Linked DNA regions of Homo sapiens: region 1 is linked to region 2. The links are chromatin contacts, found by POLR2A ChIA-PET in ENCODE. All regions are on one chromosome and are shown on one strand. Each heading gives the region's core, a stretch centred on a gene start or an enhancer-like site at or near the end of the contact. The rest is flanking DNA. Distances are from core to core; before and after follow the strand shown. Region 1 overlaps IRS1 (insulin receptor substrate 1). Region 2 has its middle 540 kb from the start of MIR5702.

Evidence for each region. ChIA-PET counts read pairs that join two places held with the same protein, here RNA polymerase II (POLR2A).
Region 1: POLR2A ChIA-PET joins it to region 2 with 11 read pairs in MCF 10A. The contact joins two enhancer-like sites. POLR2A ChIA-PET finds 5 or more read pairs at or near these places in 3 of 52 experiments (AG04450, MCF 10A and PC-9).

Annotation. Positions count from the first base shown.
Region 1 is chr2:226,752,163-226,757,829 of GRCh38, forward strand. All of the region lies in intron 1 of IRS1 (insulin receptor substrate 1), which reads right to left. Among named protein-coding and RNA genes, the nearest start is that of IRS1, 45 kb to the right of the region's middle. Within about 2 kb of position 4,094, at least 6 of the 41 ENCODE cell types and tissues checked have a DNase peak (open chromatin) inside an H3K27ac peak, as active enhancers do; they include PC-9, where a contact is called at or near this core.
Region 2 is chr2:226,116,085-226,121,809 of GRCh38, forward strand. No RefSeq gene overlaps it. Among named protein-coding and RNA genes, the nearest start is that of MIR5702, 540 kb to the right of the region's middle. RefSeq lists an enhancer at 1-554. Within about 2 kb of position 2,492, at least 16 of the 41 ENCODE cell types and tissues checked have a DNase peak (open chromatin) inside an H3K27ac peak, as active enhancers do; they include PC-9, where a contact is called at or near this core.

The DNA.
Region 1 (5,667 bases), core at 2,844-5,343, 640 kb after region 2:
CCGTAGATGCTTCCAGAGAAAGATCCCGAAGCAGCACATTTTCTAATATCAGGGGGAGCACAGAGGCATAATGACTCAAAGGTACCAAAATTTAGAAAAGACTAAAAAATAAAAAGAAAGGATGGTCTGTGTGTGGTGATAACTTCCACTGAGGCCAGCAGACAGTAGCAAACTGGTCCCCAATTCCTATAGGAAGGCAAACAGGCCCTGAATCAACAGCACACACTTCAGCTCTACTTATTAGGAAGTCAGCCACAGATTCGCTTTTCCAGTAAATAAAGTTTTATGGCAGTCAACAGGCCTTAATTATTACATGGCAATTTCATTCACCAGGCCTAACTCTGGTCTCTAACCCCAAGGTGCAGCTTTACCACTGGTCTGCAAGCATAGGCTACTAAAGATTTTAGGAAATGATAGGAAATGATGAGGTGGCCAGAGATACTTCCCAAGAGCTAATTTCCAAACCACTGCTGGACAGTGCAATTCACATATCGTGTAATTCACAGAGTTGTTTTCCTAACCAGTTGAGACAGAGTGAGAATACATTTTACCAAGGGATATGGGATACAATGAGAATGTAGTATGTAACCTTTAAAACGGTATCCAGTATATAATCCTGCCTGTAAGGCACTCACTGCTGGACCCATGCGACCACTGGACAGCAGGAAGGCCCCAGCTCCACTTACTGGCGTGGGACCTCGGGCACTTGATCAGCCTCACTGAGCTGCGGTTTCACGGTAAAACAGTGATAAAATTACCTAACTCACTGTGCTGTTGTGAGGATTCAATGAGATGGTAACTGTAAAGCACGTGGCACAGATCCTAACAACTAACAAATTACAGGACCATCAATTCACTCTATCCAGTAGCAAGAAGCCACCAGAAAACAAAATGGCCCCGAGGGGGTGGCAAAAAGAAGAACTGAAAAGGGATGGAAGGGACTTGACACTGAAGCTCTGCCTCTTTGCAGTTTTATCTAAGTGTTTGCAGAGAAGAGAACCTCAAAAAATCATGCCATTAAAACCCAGACAATTACATTAATCATGAGATATGACAGGCCTTCAATAAGGAATATTGCCAAATTACCACTGTTTTATCACTGGGTATAAAGGTACTTCCTGTTTTGCTTTAAACTTATAATTTTAATCACCGACTCATTATTTAAAATGGATTGCCCTTAACTAAAAGGGCAATTCAAAAGCACCCTAAAGTTTTATAACCTGCATTATTACACTTCATTAGCTGAAAGGTAAAATTATGTCTAGGCAGAGTAGAATCATACCATATTCTAAATATGCCATGAAATGTAATTTTCTGAGACCGTGAATAAACTTACATTTGATTACAATCCTTTACTAAACTGTTTAAGAGGTTTCTTATCTCTAACTTTCTACCTGATCCATTACAGTGTTTTATATATAACTGGTACTCAATTAATAAATGTCAATTAAAAACTGTGTATACCAAGAAAGGATCTATAAGAAAATCATAGGTACTCATAAATATAGTCTAAGGTCCATATGACTTGATTAAGGAGAAGTAATTTCAGCCAAATCAAAGATAATGGACTCTGAAGTCTTTGTGACGAGATCCTCATAGTTGGCAGTGTTCTAAAGGGGTTTGCTAACTTTTTGAAAGTGTTATTTTCTTTTGATAATATATTGTTTAAAACTCAGCACTGATTGATTGATTGATTGATTGATTGATTAAGACAGGGTCTTGCTCTGTCACCCAGGCTGGAATGCAGTGGTGTGATCACGGCTCACTGCAGCCTAAACCTCCCGGGCTCAAACAATCCTCCCACCTCAGCCTCCTGAGTAGCTGGGACTACAAGCACATGCCACCATGCCTGCCTAATTATTTTTATTTTTTGTAGAGATGGGGTCTCAGCACGTTGGCTAGGCTGGTCTCAAACTCCTGGGCTCAAGTGATCCTCTTCCCAAAGTGCCAAGATTATAGGCACGAGCCACCACCCTTGGCCTCAGCCTATCTTTTAATGCCACAAATTAAATATCTCTACTAAGAAAATAAAGCAATTTTAATATTGATGACAATGGTTCTCAAATCACAATAGTATCCTCCTCCCTCCCAGTATATTTTAGTAAACCATTCCTGGAGTGAGGGTGGGTTTATTTCAGTAAACCATTCCTGGAGTGAGTGTGGGGTGGTTAGTAAACTAACCCAACCCACAAACACATACACAGTAATTTAGAATCTCCAAAAACAATATAGCCATCATTTGTTACACGTTAGGCACTACGTGAACAGCGTTAATATGCATTATTTCATTTCATTCTCGCCACGATCCTGAGACTGCATTATCATTCCTGTTTTAAACACAAGAAAACCGAGGTTTAGAAAAGATGAGTAAATAAATTCCTCAAGATCTCAAACTAGTAAAGGGACAATTAGGATTCAAAATCCATGCTATTAACCAAAAATTTATAGACAATGCTATAAAAAGCATGGGTGGAAGTACTGTCAAATCTTTCATCTAAATAGAGTCCACTGGAATATACAAAGTTATTTTTATAAAAGGAAACAGGGTAAGCTTTGTGTTTACAAAGGTAATGAGAAATTACATACTGAAATGCCATTCTGTTAAATCTAAACTAAATCAGCTAAAACAACATTTCACTTAATAGGCACTTGGATATCAGAAATACCTTCACTTCTAGAAAACAGCTTGCAAAAGAGATTGTCATTATAAAAGCACGTTTTTATCTCTTATTATATGTCCTCCTATAAAAACACTAAAATGAAATCTCATTTCCAGAAGAGTCTAGACAGTGGTAGACACAACAAACTGGGTGTGACTAATATTTTGACAAACACAAACAGCCAAAAGGTAAAGCGTGAGGCCTGACATTTATTGATCCCATAAAATAGAAACCCTTTTAGCTCTCCTGCCACACTGCATGACCTGGTAGGCATGGGGATATTTTTATTCAACAGCTTTCCTTCGGTCCTTCCATCCTTTTTTAGAAAGCCAAAATAAAAACCAGAAAAGGCATACTTATAAAGTCATAAGCCATATGCTATAACAGGTAAATAAAAGTCCTTTGACGTTAGAAGCCACGAAAGAACAGAAGATTAAAAAGTAAATCATAAACAGCTGCATCTCGCCTCCCAGTGTTTACATTCTTAGACATCCACTTTTTAAAAATATTCCCTCTGTAGATCAAAACATGCTGTACTTTGAGAAGGGGAAAACAATGACGTTAACGTTAAAATATTGTACAGTTTACATATAAACAGAGCTAAGTTTATGCACATCATTCTAGTTGGCAGTAACTCATCTGAATGGCTCAAACTGAGAGCTATAATTAAGTGTGTTAATTATCTGTGTACACAAAAATCTAAAATATATATGTTCCTTATTATAGAGCATAGAATACAACTGGTTTAACAAATCAAAATAATCCAAAAAGCTTTTTCAAGTTAAACTTGGGTGCTCTGAAGCTGGATGAAACTAGGTTCAATTACTGGGGGAAGTCTGTTTCTTCATCCCATCCTTCCCCTCCCCACAACTTTGTATTCCTTTCCCTCAGTACCTTTTCTCTTTCAATTAGTGCCACCCACAAATACTGCTCAGCTCATTACTGACACTCAGGCTTTAAAAACTGGGTGGCCCCATACCAAGAACCATTTTTAAAATTACTGCCTTCAAGCATTAAAATGCTAATCCAACAGAAAGCAAAGCTTAAGAGCATGGAGCTCCTCCTCCCAAAAACATACATGTATATGGGAGAGAAGCACGGATGAGCCACATGTTTAAAATTCTAGTTTGTAACATATTCAAGAGATAAGCAGTTGGCAGAAAGCTTTCAAAACACAATGCCCATTCACAGACTTTATGCACTCACTTTCAGCCTTATAAAGGGAAATACTTCATTCTAAGAAGGATCTAAGTTTTAACATAATACAGGCCAACTTCCATCAGAAGCAGCAAATTAATATCAGTGGTAAGAAGGCTAGTAAGTTCAGGCAGATACAAGATTTAGGGGCCCTGAATTATCATTAAGAAAGCATTTATCTTATACCCGCATGTCTAAGGTACAAGCCAAGGTGAGTCACCAACTCATCTGACTGAAAGTTCTGTTGCTAAAATCTGGTATCGCTGACCTCACTGAATCAAAACATATATGCTCCTTTGAAGGTGGTGAAACATCCCTAGTCAGTGAATCACCATCTCTCAAAAATCTCCAAGGATTATAGGTAAACATGAGCCCTGCCACTACAAGTCAAAGTCTTGATATCCAAAGAACTGGCTCTGGTGTTAATGCATGCCCAAGGTTTAATGAGGATGAAGAAAAGAAAAAAAACAAACTAACATATTTTCCCTTTAGAACACAACTAGGACACATGGTTTTTTAAATCAGATGACTTATTGATCAATTATAATATGCTTATTGATGCAGAACAATAGCAACGTGACCTAAGGCTCAGGGATTCAATCCACAACTGGGATAGGTTATAAGGAAGAACAGAATTGTCTCCTTTAAAATACAATGGCTCTGGCTGGGCGAGGTGGCTCACGCCTGTAAGCCCAGAACTCTGGGAGGCCCAGGTGGGTGGATCACAAGGTCAAGATATAGAGACCATCCTGGCCAACATGATGAAACCCCGTCTCTACTAAAAATACAAAAATTAGCTGGGCACGATGGCGTGCGCCTGTGGTCCCAGCTACTCGGGAGGCTGAGACAGGAGAATCACGTGAACCCAGGAGGTGGAGGTTGCAGTGAGCTGAAATCACGCCACTGCACTCCAGCCTGGTGACAGAGTGAGACTCCGTCTAATAAATAAATAAATAAATAAATAAATAAATAAATAAATAAATAAAATACAATGGCTGCTTTCCCTAACAGGCTGTATGTAGCCAAAGAGAGGCCTAACTGCTTATGTGCTTGCTTCCAATGACAAAGTGCGTGTGTAAGAAGCACAGATATACTTGACTGTTTATAAACTACTGCAATTAATAATTTATGACAACGACTGCAAGTCATACAACATCTGAGGGTACCTATAATACACTAAGCAAGAAGCTTTCACTACTAGAGGATGGTACGGTTTGAACTCTCCTGGAGCCCTGGTTCTGGGCATTCAGTAGGCCAGCAGTTCCCAAACATGTTCTACAGAACATGAGCTCCATGAGAAACAGTCTTGTGAGGCTGAGGCACAGTGGCTCACAACTGTGATCTTGGCACTTTGGGAGGCTGAGGTGGGCAGATCACCTGAGGTGAGGGGTTCGAGACCAGCCTGACCAACATGGTAAAAACCAATCTCTACTAAAAAATACAAAAATTAGCCAGGCATGGTGGGGTGTGCCTGTAGTCCCAGCTACTCAGGAGGCTGAGGCAAGAAAATTGCTTGAACCCGAAAGTGGAGGTTGCAGTGAGCCAAGGAAAGAAATAGAGTCTTGTGTCCAAAGACATTTAGGAAATATCTCCCTCCTGACATCTCTCATCTCATATTAGAGCTTGATATTTTGTTTAACCATGTGTTTCCTACACTTATAATCTGAAAATATGTAGTTTTCATTTCATATCTGTGCTAACTACTCTAACATCTTGTAAAATACATTTTGAGAAATACTGCATTAAAATTTTCCCTCAAAAAGCCTTTTCCCTTGAACTTTGCTATTCACAAAGCATTCTGATAAAATAT
Region 2 (5,725 bases), core at 1,242-3,741:
GAATACTTTTTTGTTGTTGTTAACTGTATTTAAAGGTGTTGTACCATTCACTTGCAAAGAAACTGTTTTTATCAAATGAGATTTTGCTTTGGAAGAATGGCAATGCAATTCAGCCATGTTTTTTTCTAAATTAATGTAACATTTGCATAATAATATTTTAAAGTAATTGCTTGGGCCACTTTCTTTTTTTATTTTTTGCAGAAGAACTAGCAGATCGCTGTTAGAAAAACATTTGTTAAATTTCCAAATCATAATGTATTTTAGTGGTGAGAGGAGCTCAGTAAAGGAAATTAAAGGCATCGTGGACTCCACAGAGCATGGAACACAATGAGCTCTCAAAAAGTCATTTGTTGGCAGATATTGTTATTCTCATTTTACAGCATTCTGTGTATCTCCTTTATATCACTTATTACAATTAGAATTAATCCTATTCAATTACTTCCGGAGAAGCACCATGGTTAAGTGGCTAAGAGGATGAACTCAGAAGCCAGTTTAGCAGGGCTCATTCCTGCATTTCTGCTCCCATCACCTACTAGCAATATATAGCTTTGGATATGTTACTAAACTTCTATGTGTCAATTCCTTGAATGTAAATAAGTATAATGTATTACCTATAGCGTTATTATAAGATTTAAATTAGGTAATATTTGTGAAGTACTTGGAACAGTGCTCAGTGTATATAATAAGTATTATGCAACTATTTATAAAATGAATAAAAAATTAAAATTTTCCTTTCTTACTAGTCATACTGATAGAAAGTAGAACATATCAGTCTTAGTTACTGATTCTCATCTTCTCATCTTCTGTAGTTATGTTTCCAAGTTAGTTGTTCAATAAATTATTATTGAATGAATGAATGCATTAAAGTTTTAAGGCCCATAAATGGTGAAAAGATCCATCAAGATCATTTGTCATGATTCTATAGATTCTTCAATAGAATAGTAGGGCTAGTGCTACTACTGATTCTGTGTACCTTCCTTGTTGTTAGACAAATATTATTTCATTTGACATTAAAACAGCCTTAAAATGTAAATATCAAATCTCCACCTCACAGGTAAGGCAGCTGAAGTTTGAAGAAGTTAAATAACTTATCAAAAGTTTGGACAGAACCTACAATCAAAACCACGTCCTTTTGATGCCGAAGTTCATTTTCTTCCATGCTACACAGTCTTACATCAAGACAGCGTGTTGGCTGATATCAGACAGAGAAGACTAAAATCCACAAGGGGAAATTTATGGAGGTATGAGAAAAATATTACAGAATGTATTGTATATGGATTTGTCTTTCAAAAGATGTGTCTCCTAGTTTTCCTTCCAAGCAAATGTCAAGCCCAATGATATTAGCAATATTCCACATTACTTACTAACATTTTTTTACTAATGTCAATTTATTACAAAGGTAAAGCCAAAGTATGAGGTCATTGCAGTTCAGTTCATAAAATACAATTAAGCAAGCTATTCGTAGGTTTGAAGTACAGGATTAACAAAAAAATGCATATGAAATATTTTACCAATGATAAATTAACAAGAAGGCCAGTTTAATTTGATATAGCTCAAGTGCAATAAAACAAAGTCAAAAATCGTTACATCCTTAGTCATAAACCATAGTATGTAAACTATAATGCATAAGCCATATATGCTCAGATCAGATGAATTTGGAAAGTGAGGGAAAATAAGCAGCCTAGACAACTGTTGAAAACCATGCAAAGCTACCAATGGAATTCTATGATCAAGCTAGGAATTCGCTGGGCCTGGAGAAGTTAAGTAGCAATGCTGCAGGAGGGATGGAATAGACTGGCACAAGCACATCTTATCTGTTCTTCCTGAATTGAGCTTTGTATACTATCAGATTCCACTATACTAGAATGTCTTATATTTGGACTATGTAGAGTACATTGAGCTGAGGGCAATAACAAGTATGAAACACAGCAGGATTTTGAAAAAGATTAATATGTCAGCTTAAGGTAGCAACCTGATCCACTTATTACCTCCATTAAATAGCTATAATTGATTATTCATCATTTCAAAACTTATCTCCAAAAAATAATAGCATGCTTACCCTATCACACCTGGACTTTGAGTGCATTCTACTCTATTTAAAAACATTGTTTTGAATTCTTTTTATGTCACAATCACTTCACAAAATCTAAAAGAAGTCAGAGATACTACCAGGGGCAAAACACACTTGCCCCCTGCTTCTCATTTGTCCTATTTAGACTGGATCCATATTTTTGTCTTGTTTAGTAGTAAAAATAAAAGTAAAAGGGGGTGCTTAGAAATCATAGATTGTATTCCAAAACAAACAAGCAAAAACAAACAAACATAAAGCCAGACCCTAACTCTCAATTTCATCAAAAAGTAGCAGAACTCTCTTTCATGGCAAGAACAGTGCAAGCTTGTCCTTTGGAAATTCTTCTGAATCAACAAAAGTACGTGTGACTGAATCGTGTGGCCAAGATGGAATGCTGTGGCAATACAAATTACAGAGAAGATGCACGGCTTTTCATCTGCTGCCCTCACCCGCAGATGTCTGTGGGATGAAAGTAGTAGTCACTGCCAGCCACCCCAGTCCTGCTGTTCTGACACCCTGTAATCGTTTGCTGTATTCATTACCTCCCTCATCATCCACTAAGCCTCCTCTTAGGGGTACTTTATGGTACACATTTCACTTTAAAAAATTAAGTCACATCACGATTAATTTTGCCTCGAGGATTTCACAACATCCTTTGAGCTCACAGTAACCCTGAGGATATTGTGCAATTGGAGTTGGGACTCTCTTGCCTAAGTTATAACTTTGTGAAAGAAAGTGGGTGAAAGTGGGGGAGTTGTTCTTGCTTAAGACAATTGAGTGGATATTAAGCAAATACACAGGGGTAGGTTTAAAAGTGACTGGCAAATCTGGTAAAACTTTATACATCTCGAGTTATCATTTTTAATGTTCTCACCTTCTTACAGTATTTTTACAGGCAGTATGCTTTTGCTTGTCCTAAGTAAAATAGCACGCTTTTTTTCTGTTTTTCTCTGGGGCATGTCTTCTGTATGCTAATCTGACTCATCATTGTTAATTTAAAATATTATAAATAAGCAAATACATGACTCAATAAATGTGATGAGTAAGGAGAAACTGGTGTTTGCCTAGCCAGCTCAGACCTACATTTTAATTAAAAAGCATGTCTCATACACCATCAATATGTTTTCAAGTGACCTGTCATGACCAGTTCTAATCACAAGCATGCCATTCACTCTTTCATAATAAATTGGCAGATTATGCTAATAAAAGAAAGGGAAGCTATCAATTTTACGGGTGCCAGACAAGCTATGCCATTGATTTTATAATTTATGACATGCACTTGCAAAATAAAGGTGGCTAAGGAAAGAGTTTCATAAACAGGATAAAATGCTACAGGAGAATAATCAATTAGATTAGTCGACAAATAAGTGGATAAAAACGTTATGAAAATGTTATGCTTTCCTAATGGTCAAACATTCAGGGATTCAGTGTCATATTATATCTGTAAAATCCCACAACAAAAAGGTCTGTGTTAATGGCAGCTATATGTCAATTTTTAAGATTGGCTAATTGGTATTTTTAAAAGTATTTGGCTGGAAAATCACAAAGATTCAGTTGATTGGGACTCAAAAATTCTTTGTTCAAGAGAAAAAGAAGTCATAATACAGGTTGCTATTGATTACACCAATAAAATGTTAAAAATTACTATATGGCACAGTGTTTTGTGACTTTACGGCCTTTGTCTATGGAAAAACCATTTAGGTTAGTTCACATTTTTATAGAAAATGAGAGTTTGCAATGGAAATAGGAACTTGGGAGCTCACAGAAAAATCAGGGGTAGACTTGGGATCAGATAAGACATTCTACCTAAATAAGCATGGTTAAATACACATTATGTCTTACATTTCAAGCCAAAACTAGTTGTTTGCTTTTGATTAAAAGATTAGATTTTGTTCTGAAGTCCAGTTTCAATATTTTAGTTTTGTCATTAAATTGTTTCTAAATTGAAAAACTTTTGATAAAACTAGAAAAAATAAGTATACTTATGCTATGTTATTTATTAATATGAACAAAAATCAATTTGTCTAAGCTTTGCTCATCTAAAAATATATATGTATAGCAGACAAAGCAATGCAAATTAAACATTTTAAATCTTATACTTGCATTCAACAATCTTTATCTTGTGTAGCGTTAACGCACATACACATACATATGTATATGCACACACACACATATTCCTAATACCTAAACACAAGTCAATGTTCATCCAAAGAGTAACAGATCATCGATTACTTCTAGAAATTTCCTGATACCTTTATTATACTGATGTTTATCATATTGGATAAATGCTTGTCTTATGGAACTCACAGCACTTTGCATCCAATCATCATGTATTTGGCCACCGTTTCAACAGGGTGAAAATTTAAATGTATTATTGATTACAAATGGTCTTATTTAGGTAATTTCAAGAATATTAAATGTTATGTTGCCCCAAATTGTTATATCTCAGTTAATGGTGAAGTGATATGACTTTGAATGCTATGTAATGGCTCCATAATATTTTTTTTGTAAATATAATCTCTAGATCAATTATTAAAATCAGCTAATAATTGGTTGTTTTCAGGTAAAATTGATAGTTTTTAAAACATTCAAAATAAGTCCATTTGAAAGTCATTCAATTTTGTTAAGAAATCTTTTGCTGAATATTTGTGAAATATGGATATTAAATAACTTTTGCAACCATAGTATCCACTCATGTTGCAGGTTATTCTTTCTTGTTGTGGTTTTAATCTCCCCACAAAACTAAAAAAAAAAAAAAAAAAAAAAAAAATTAGCTACAGATTTGAAGTGATATTTATTTTGCATATGCAAACTATGGGACTCAGCTGATGGATAAGGATGTGTATGCAGTGTTGTTCTATCCATCATCAAATTCACTTCTCAACTTTTTTTAATAAGCAAAATAATAGTTTTAAATAAAATACAAGTTGATGATACACTGTCTGGAACAATTACCAACTAGATTTGTGTCCCCAGTAGTAGCCCCTCATTGGTTCCACTGGTTTCCTGTAATTATTCTGGATCAAAGGACTTTTCATGAAAGAATCATTATTAAGTGTTTTACAAAAGCATTTTTCCTGTTTAGGGTTAGTTCCTCAAAATTCATCTTGGCCGCACAACTCTAACGCTGTCTTGTGTTTGAACACTTTAAACAACCCCCTCCAGATTCGTCTAGAGCCTGAAATTAGGTTTATTTTTCTCTCTTTTTTTTCGACCTTTAAAAAAATAAGTAATATTACTAACTGGTCTGAAATATGATCCTTTAAAAACTATGTGGCATTAACAGAATTCTGCAGTGCAAAAGTACAAAGAAGACTAAAAGAATAAGGGCAAAGGAGAGCAATCATTTGCTTCAGCCTTGCATTATGTTGAACTTTGGTGGAATGGATCCAAGATGGAATTAAATCCAAATGTTTCCTGGTTTCTTCCATCTTAATAGCCTCATATTTCCTTCCATTTCATCTCATCCACAGTGTTCACATTTAAAATTGTCATCTTTGAAAACATTGAACATATTTATGGCTTGTCTGCTTCCTGATATATATTCTGATCTATCATATTGTTATAATTGCTAGACAACAAAAGAGATTTCAGATTTATATATAATATGGAAATTTAAATTAGGGAGGAAATGTGACTACATCATGCCAACTT